Linked DNA regions of Homo sapiens: all the other regions are linked to region 3. Evidence: chromatin contacts called from ENCODE Hi-C or POLR2A ChIA-PET data. All regions are on one chromosome and are shown on one strand. The core of a region is the stretch at or near the end of the contact, and the rest is flanking DNA. Distances in the headings are between cores, read along the strand shown.

Region 1 (2,700 bases), core at 201-2,700, 110 kb after region 3:
ATGGAACCCTCGTATATTGCTGATGGGAATATAAAATAGCACAGCAAACTGGAAAACAGTTTGGCTGTTTCTCAAAAACTTAAACATAGAACTACCACATGACCCCATATTTATACTCCTATATGTACCCCCAAAGAAATGAACACAGAAACCCAAACAGATACTTCCAAGTGTAAGTTCATTGCAGCGGTTTTCACAATAGCAAAAATGTGGAAACCACCCACATGTCCATTAAGAGATGAATGAATTAAAATTGAGGTATAAACATATATTGGGATATTACTCAGCCATAAATAGGAAAGAAGCTGTAATATATGCTACGACGTGGATGAATCTTAAAAGTGTTACCCTAAGAGAAATAATCCAGAAAAAAATAATACACGTATATAATTCCTTATTATATGAGACATGTAAACTAGGCAAATTCACAGAGATTGATAGTATCAGAGGCTACCAGTGGGTGGGGCAGGGGGAAGTGGGGAGTTATTGATTAAAAGTATGAAGTTTCCATTTGGTATAATGAAGATTTTCTGGTAAAAAATTATGGTGATGGTTGTACAACATTGTGAATAGAATTAGTATCATTTAATTCTACACTTAAAATTGCTAATTCAGTACATTTATCTTATGTATTATACCATATCTAAAGAGATCTTTGGGAAACAAACACTCGCCCTGATCAGATAGTCCTCATACTCATGTACACACCCTTCCTGACCTTCTGTAAAAAGGGATACAAAGATTTAGGGACATGAGACAGTTCAGGCAACTGCAGATCCACAAAATATATGTATTTGCAAAGAGAATGAGAGTTAAGCTGGGGGCACAGACCCCAGACACGGAGAGGGTCCCCCTGAAACCTTCACCAAGGACAGCAGAACCCAGAGCCTCCCACCTCCTTCCATCAAAGTCCTCTCTTCCCAGGACACACAGGACACCTCCCTCCACACCTAGGAGCTGGGGATCCTCCCGAGACCTCCAGGCCTGGGTCTCTGTCCCTGGGTCAGAGGCCAGGCTGGTGACACTGAAGATAGCGGGTGGGTCCTTCCCAGCCATCACCCAGTGAGCCCCTTTCTAGCCCCCAGAGCCACCTCTGTCACTTTCCTGCTGGGCATCATTCTGCCTTCCTGGAGCACTGGAGAGCATGAGGAGACCCAGGGCCCAGCTGGTTTTGTGTGTCACAAAGGGAAATAATCTACCGGCTGTGACAGAACCAAGGCCAGAACACAGCAGAGGTCAGTACTGGGGAGAGTGGGTCGTCCTGTTATGAGGACCCCATCAGCGTTGCTTCTCAAAGTTTTGCCTAGGGAACCAAATATAGGCAAAAAGGAAGGAGAAAGGAGGGACAAGGGAGGCAGGACTGAGAGGGGAGGGGACAGAGAGACATTGTAGGCAGAGCCCCGCCCTTGCCCATAAACGGGAAGTGCTCCTGCCTGAGAGGAAGCTCAGCATAGAGGAAGGAAGGACAGCAGAGACAACAGTCACAGTAACCCTGTCTAGAGCGTTCCTGGAGCCCAAGCTCCTCTCCACAGAGGAGGACAGAGCAGGCAGCAGAGACCATGGGGCCCCCCTCAGCTTGTCCCCACAGAGAATGCATCCCCTGGCAGGGGCTCTTGCTCACAGGTGAGGGGAGGACTCCCTGGGAGTGGGTGGGAGGAGGGAGCACAGAGACTGGCTGGGGTCTCCTGGGGAGGATGGGGCTCTGAGAGGAGACAGAGGGCTTTTGTTAGAGACTCAGGGGAGAGAGCGTCTAAGGAGAACCAAAAAATCTAAGTGAACTGGAATTGCCAAGGGGCAAAACAATCTCAGTTGGTCCATGTTTTCAAGTTCATTGTCAGTGGCCACTACACTTTGAAAATGATAGTAAAACTATATCACAGTGACAATTTAAATAAAAACACCACCAGGGCATGAAACTCTGTCTTCATCTGCCAACCTCAGACATTAGCAAATAAACCCCAGGATATGGAAGGCCCTGGGAACGCTCATGAACTCATCCACAGGAGTCTGCAGCCTGTCCCAGGCACTGGGGTGCAACTAACATCACTCAAGTCCATGCCCTCACAGAGCTCACAATCTCATGGGGGGGAAGACAGACACCCAAAGAGATCTAGAATGTGAGGTCAGGTGCTGACAAGAGCCCTGGAGGGAACAGAGCTGGGAAAGGTCAGAAAGGGAAGACCCAGGGTCTCTAGAGGAGGCTTCACGAAAGAAGTCTCCCAGGGATTCCCTTGTGTGAGTAGGAACTGAAGGCAGTGGGGAGGGAACCATGCAGACCCCTGGGAAAGAGGGTTCACACAAGGAAATGCCAAGGTCAGAGGTACTGAAGGAATGAGGGTCATGCTGCTGACTTTGACCCAGTAGGACACACACACACACACACACCCTCTAAGGCTGAGGGGTGAAGAGACCTGCACCCAGGACCCCGTCTTTCCATGCCAATGCATAGGTCAAATATTGACTGATATTCTCTCCCTTTCCTAGCCTCACTTTTAACTTTCTGGAACGCACCCACCACTGCCTGGCTCTTTATTGCATCAGCGCCCTTTGAAGTTGCTGAAGGGGAGAATGTTCATCTCTCTGTGGTTTATCTGCCCGAGAATCTTTACAGCTATGGCTGGTACAAAGGGAAAACGGTGGAGCCCAACCAGCTAATCGCAGCATATGTAATAGACACTCACGTTAGGACTCCAGGGCCTG
Region 2 (2,700 bases), core at 28-2,527, 87 kb before region 3:
CCCGTTTATTTTCTTTTCTTTTTTTTTTTTTTTTTTTTTTTTTGAGACGGAGTCTTGCTGTTTCCCAGGCTGGAGTGCAGTGGCGCGATCTCGGCTCACTGCAAGCTCCGCCTCCCGGGTCCACGCCATTCTCCTGCCTCAGCCTCCCAAGTAGCTGGGACTACAAGCGCCCGCCACCAAGCCCGGCTAATTTTTTGTATTTTTAGTAGAGACAGGGTTTCACCGTGTCAGCCAGGATGGTCTGGATCTCCTGACCTCGTGATCCGCCCGCCTCGGCCTCCCAAAGTGTTGGGATTACAGGCGTGAGCCACTGCGCCCGGCCCGTGAGCCCGTTTCTTTATCTGCAAAACAGGGATTAAAAACAAGCCAACACCCCTTCAGCACTCCTCCGCAAAAAAACACCCCAAAACAAAATAGGCCAGGCGCGGTGACTCACACCTGTAATCCCACCGCTTTGGGAGGCCGAGGCTGCAGTGAACCCAGGAGTCTGAGGCTGAAGCGAGCAATGATTGCGCCACTGCCTTCCAGCCTGGGCGATCAGAGCAAGACCCCGTCTTTTAAAAAATAATAATAAAAAAAAAATCTGCCGGGCGCGGTGGCTCACGCCTGTAATCCTAACACTTTGGGAGGCTGAGGCGGGCAGATCACCTGAGGTCAGGAGTTCAAGACCAACCTGACCAACACAGCGAAATCTCATCTACTAAAAATACAAAAATTAGCTGGGCGTGGTGGCTTGCCCCTGTAATCCCAGCTACTCGGGAGGCTGAGGCAGGAGAATCGCTTGAACCCGGGAAGCGGAGGTTGCGGTGAGCCGAGATCACTCCACTGCACTCTAGCCTGGGCGACAGAGCAAGACTCCGTCTCAAAAACAAAACAAAACAAACAAAAAAACCAAAGTAAAATAGCAGCGACAACAACAACAACAACAAGAAAAACCCGGAGCTGAGAGGAAGAATGAATGCGATGATGAATGTAAAGCGTTTAACACAGGGCTTGGGTACAGTCTGCCCTCAATGAACCAATGATGTACCCCTAGGCAATTTACCTAACCTCGGCTTGCCAGTTTCCTCCCGCGTGAAACAGGACAATAAACGATTATGCCTCTTAGGGTTGTGCTGAGGAATACATGTGTATGTAAGTTTATTTGCAAAGCACTTAGAACAGGGCGCACGGTCCTTGTTGCTGTTATTATTATTGGCTATTATTGCGCAAAGGGGAAGGGAGGCGGGGCCAAGCCAGGAAGGCCCTGGAGAATCCGGGGTGCCCCCTCCTCCGGCAGAGCTTGGGCCTGGGCTCACGAGGAAGGGGCTGCAGTTCTCCAAGGATTCCCGCCTGCTCCCAGACCCCCGGGAGTCGTAGGAACCCGTTCCTGGACGCTGACGTCGGCTTTCAGGGATCCCTCGCCGGACGCCGCGGAGGGACAGAGCCTGGGAAGCCGTCGCCCCGCCCCGTCCCCGCCCCCGCGCGCAGCGGGCCCGGGGCGCTGAGACCCGCGTAGAGCAAAGCGCAAGGTCCCAGCGCCCCTTGGATCCTCGGTGGCAGGGTCCGGGCAAGTGTCATTGCGAGGGTTCAGGAAGCCCCGGCCTGTGATCGTGAGCGGTGAGTGAGGGACGTAGGTGGGTGGGGGTCACAGTCCCTTCCCTGGGTCCTGGAGTTGGGGATGAGAGGGCAAAGCTTTGGCGAGGAAATCGGCTCAGTCAAGGTTTGGAATGAGCAGGCAGGAGGCTTGGGGACCTTCCAGGGGGATCGTAGGACGAGAAGAAGAATATTCTTTCTGGTTGTGTTGCGTGTGTACGTGTATGTGTGTGCTGGGGTTGAGGGTGTTTATGGGGGCGAGGTGTGCAAAGGATTCTGGAGAGCTGGTGCATGTGTGGGAGTTGTGTGGAGTCATAGGTGTGTGGGTGGAGTAGGGCAGGGGTGCCTGGGCCTGATGAGTGGGGCAGGCATGCCAGAGGTCATGAGAATAGGAGAGAGTGCCGGGGTGCATGTGTGCGTGTGTGCACAGGTGTCTGTGGTTTGTGATGCAGTGGGGAGTAGGGTTGTGCACGGAGTCAATTGGGATAAATGTGTAAGAAGGTTGGGGACCTGAAAGGGGTGTTTTCTGGGAGCTGATGTTTTGGGGCAAATATTCAAGGAGTCCTTTGGGAGATGAATGTGTGGAGGTGGAGGCTGGGCTTGCCTAGATGGGGCTGTGTGGCAGGGGACTTCGGGGGGCAGGTCTAGGGGACAGAGGATGGGGAATGTAGACTAGAGTGCAGTTCCAGGCAGCACTGGGGGTAGGGGATGGGTGTGTGTGTGACTGGGAGGGGTGCCTGGGCCTGGATAGGTGGTCACGCGGTATGAACCTGGGATGGATATTGGGGGTGTTTGTGGGGCAGGTAAGTGTGTAAGGCATGGTGCAACAGGTGCTGCAACTTATTGGGGTAAGTGTGATGGGTATGTGGCTTTTGCCTGAGAGAAATGCCCAGAATTTGGCTGGGTGCGGTGGCTCACGCCTGTAATCCCAGCACTTTGGGAGGCCAAGGCTGGTGGATCCCCTAAGGTCAGGAGTTCGGGACCAGCCTGGTTAACACAGTGAAACCCTATCTTTACTAAAAATACAAAAAAAAAAATTAGCCGGGCATGGTGGTGGGCGCCTGTAATCCCAGCTACTCGGGAGGCTGAGGCAGAATGGTTTGAACCCGGGAGGTGGAGGCTGCA
Region 3 (2,700 bases), core at 104-2,603:
TTTTCTGGATATTAGGAACAATGTCTATTGGGGGAACTAGCCCCCAATATTTCAAAGTAGGTTCTTTTCTATTTTCCTTAAGTGTCACCTGGTCTGAGAAATAAAGTGAAAGAGTACGAAAGAGAAATTTTACAGCTGAGCCTCCGGGGTGACATCACATATCGGCAGGTTCTGTGATGACCACCTGATCTGCAAAACCAGCAAGTTTTTATTAGGGACTTCAAAAGGGGAGGGGGATACGAATAGGGAGTGGGTCACAGAGATCACATGCTTCAAATGGCAATAAAAGATCACAAGGGCAGAAGGGCCTAGCAAGGTCACAAGGCCAGGGAGAAAATGGAATTACTATTGAGGTTCCATGTCCTGCTGTGCACGCATTGTCATTGATAAACATCTTAACAGGAAACGGGGTTCAAGAGCAGAGAACTGGTCTGACTAGAATTCGCCAGGCTGGAATTTCTAATCCTAGCAAGCCTGAGGGCACTGCAGGGGACCAGGGTGTATTTCATCCCTTATCTTCAACCACATAAGGGATACACCCCCAGAGCGGCCGTCCATAGGCCTCCCCTAGGAATGCGTTCCCTTCCCAGTGATATTTCTCCTACTCATTTTCTGCAATAAGAAAAATGTGACTCTGTTCTGCCCAGCCCCACAGGCAGTCAGACCTTATGCTTATCTCCCTTGTTCGCTGAACATCGCTCTTATCCTGTTCTTTTTCAGGGTGCCCAGATTTCATATTGTTCAAATACACATGTTTTATAAACAATTTGTGGAGTTAATGCAATCATCACAGGGTCCTGAGGCGACATACATCCTCAGCTCACAAAGATGATGAGATTAAGAGATTAAAGTAAAGACAGGCATAGGAAATTATAAAAGTATTGATTGGGGAAGTGATAAATGTCCATGAAATCTTCACAATTTATGTTCAGAGATTGCAGTAAAGGCAGGCATAAGAAATTATAAAAGTATTAATTTGGGGATAATATCCCTGTAATATCCCTGGATATTACAAACTTTACCACAAAGGGGTGTACACCCCCTGAGATATGGGGATAATTACACCTTCCCTCCCCCCTTGATTTTACGATCCATACTACAAGGGGGTGTACACTCCCTGCAATATGGGGAGTAATAGCACCTTTTCCCCTGCTGGATATTACGAACCACAGGGGGGTGTACACCCCCCTTGATATGGGGAGTCATAGTGTAGCAGGAGGAGTCGCGGACAAAACCCCACAGACACCGAGGTAGTGAAGGAAGTGGCTTTTAATCAGCTGGAAGCATCGAAAGACTAGCGTCTCAAAATCCGAGCTTGTTGAGTGCACAATTTCTGTCCTTTTTAAGGGCTCACAACACTAAAGATCTTACATGAAAGGGCCATGATTGATTGAGCAATCTAGTGGGTATGTGACAGGGGCTGCAGGCACCGGTAATCAGAGTGAAACAGCACAGAACAAGAAATTTCACAATGTCCTTCCATACAATGTCTGGAATCTATGGATAACATTGGTTGCTAGGTCATGGGTTGAATTTTAACTATCAGGCTAAGGTCAGGCAGGCCCAGGCCTGGTTTCGGGTCTGGTTTTGGGTCTGGTGCCTGGCGCCGGGCTGCCTGCTTTTGGTTTCACTTCCTTGTTTCTTCTTAAAACAGGTACTGAGTATAAAATAATATAGAACAATATGGGGGGTCTCTTTCTCTCTTCTTTTGATAGCATCCCCTCACCCCGGATATTACGAACCATACCATAGGGGGGTGTACGCCTCCTGCAAAATGGGGAATAATAGCACCCTCTCTTACCCTGGATATTTCGAACCATACCACAGGGAGGTGCACTCCCCCCACGATATGGGGAGTATGGGGGTAACAGTACCCTCAATCCCCTGGATATTACGAACCATACCACAGGGGAGTGTACATTTCCAGCGATATGAGGGGTAACAACACCCTCTCCGTTCCTGGAGAATACAAAACATACCACACAGGGGTGTACACACCCCGCGATATAGGGAGTCATAGCATCCTCTCTCCCCCTGGATATTAGGAACCGTACCGCAGCAGGGTGTACATGCCCCGCACTGTGGGGAGTAATAGCACCCTCTCCCTGCCTGGATATTATGAACCATACCACAGTGGGGTGTACACCCCTTGCAATATGGAAAGTAATAGCACCCTCTTTCCTTCTGGATATTAAGAACCATACCAAAGGGGGGTGTGCACTCCCTGCGATATTGAAAGTAATATTATCCTGTTCCCTTCTGGGTATTAGGAACAATATCACAAGGGAATGCACATGCCCTGCGGTATTTTGAGTAATATCATCCTCTCCCCTTCTGAATGTCAGGATCAATATCACAGGGAGGTGTACACCTTCTGCGATATTGGAAGTAATATCATCCTCTCCTTTTCTGGATATTAGGAACAATATCACAGAAGGTATGAACACCCCTGCTATATATCCAGTAATATCAGCCTCTCCCCTCCTGGATATTAAGGAGAATATCACGGGGGGGGGGGTGTAATATCATCCTCTTCCCTGCTGGATATTAGGAACAACATGACAGGGTGGGTGTACACTTCCTGGATAATGGGATTAATATCATCCTCTTTCTTCCTGGATATTAGGAACACTACCATAGGGGAAGTGTAACCCCCCTGCAATATTGGTAGTAATATCATCCTCTTTTTCCCTGATTATT

Evidence for each region. Hi-C counts contacts between places; a loop is a spot of excess contacts on that map. ChIA-PET counts read pairs that join two places held with the same protein, here RNA polymerase II (POLR2A). Pooled maps may share reads with other maps.
Region 1: a map of Calu3 shows a loop between it and region 3 (3-fold over the local background). The contact joins the promoter of CEACAM21 here to the enhancer-like site in region 3. A Hi-C loop is called at or near these places in 35 of 168 maps with a recorded cell type or tissue (Calu3, GM12878, GM23248 and 25 more), 1 of 37 single-sample maps with no recorded cell type and 12 of 50 pooled maps. POLR2A ChIA-PET finds 5 or more read pairs at or near these places in 7 of 52 experiments (CD4-positive, alpha-beta memory T cell, GM12878, H1 and 3 more).
Region 2: a pooled map shows a loop between it and region 3 (2.5-fold over the local background). The contact joins the promoter of TMEM91 here to the enhancer-like site in region 3. A Hi-C loop is called at or near these places in 3 of 50 pooled maps. POLR2A ChIA-PET finds 5 or more read pairs at or near these places in 4 of 52 experiments (A673, HEK293T, PC-9 and 1 more).

The regions. Positions count from the first base shown.
Region 1 is chr19:41,574,716-41,577,415 of GRCh38, forward strand. It overlaps CEACAM21 (CEA cell adhesion molecule 21), which reads left to right and starts at 1,451. Exons shown (of 7, transcript NM_001098506.4): 1 at 1,451-1,623; 2 at 2,485-2,700. The coding sequence starts at 1,560.
Region 2 is chr19:41,375,256-41,377,955 of GRCh38, forward strand. It overlaps TMEM91 (transmembrane protein 91), which reads left to right and starts at 1,278. Exons shown (of 4, transcript NM_001098821.2): 1 at 1,278-1,599. RefSeq lists a silencer at 1,394-1,523.
Region 3 is chr19:41,462,223-41,464,922 of GRCh38, forward strand. All of the region lies in intron 2 of PCAT19 (prostate cancer associated transcript 19), which reads right to left. Among named protein-coding and RNA genes, the nearest start is that of ERICH4, 20 kb to the left of the region's middle. Within about 2 kb of position 1,354, at least 4 of the 41 ENCODE cell types and tissues checked have a DNase peak (open chromatin) inside an H3K27ac peak, as active enhancers do; they include GM12878, OCI-LY7 and spleen, where a contact is called at or near this core.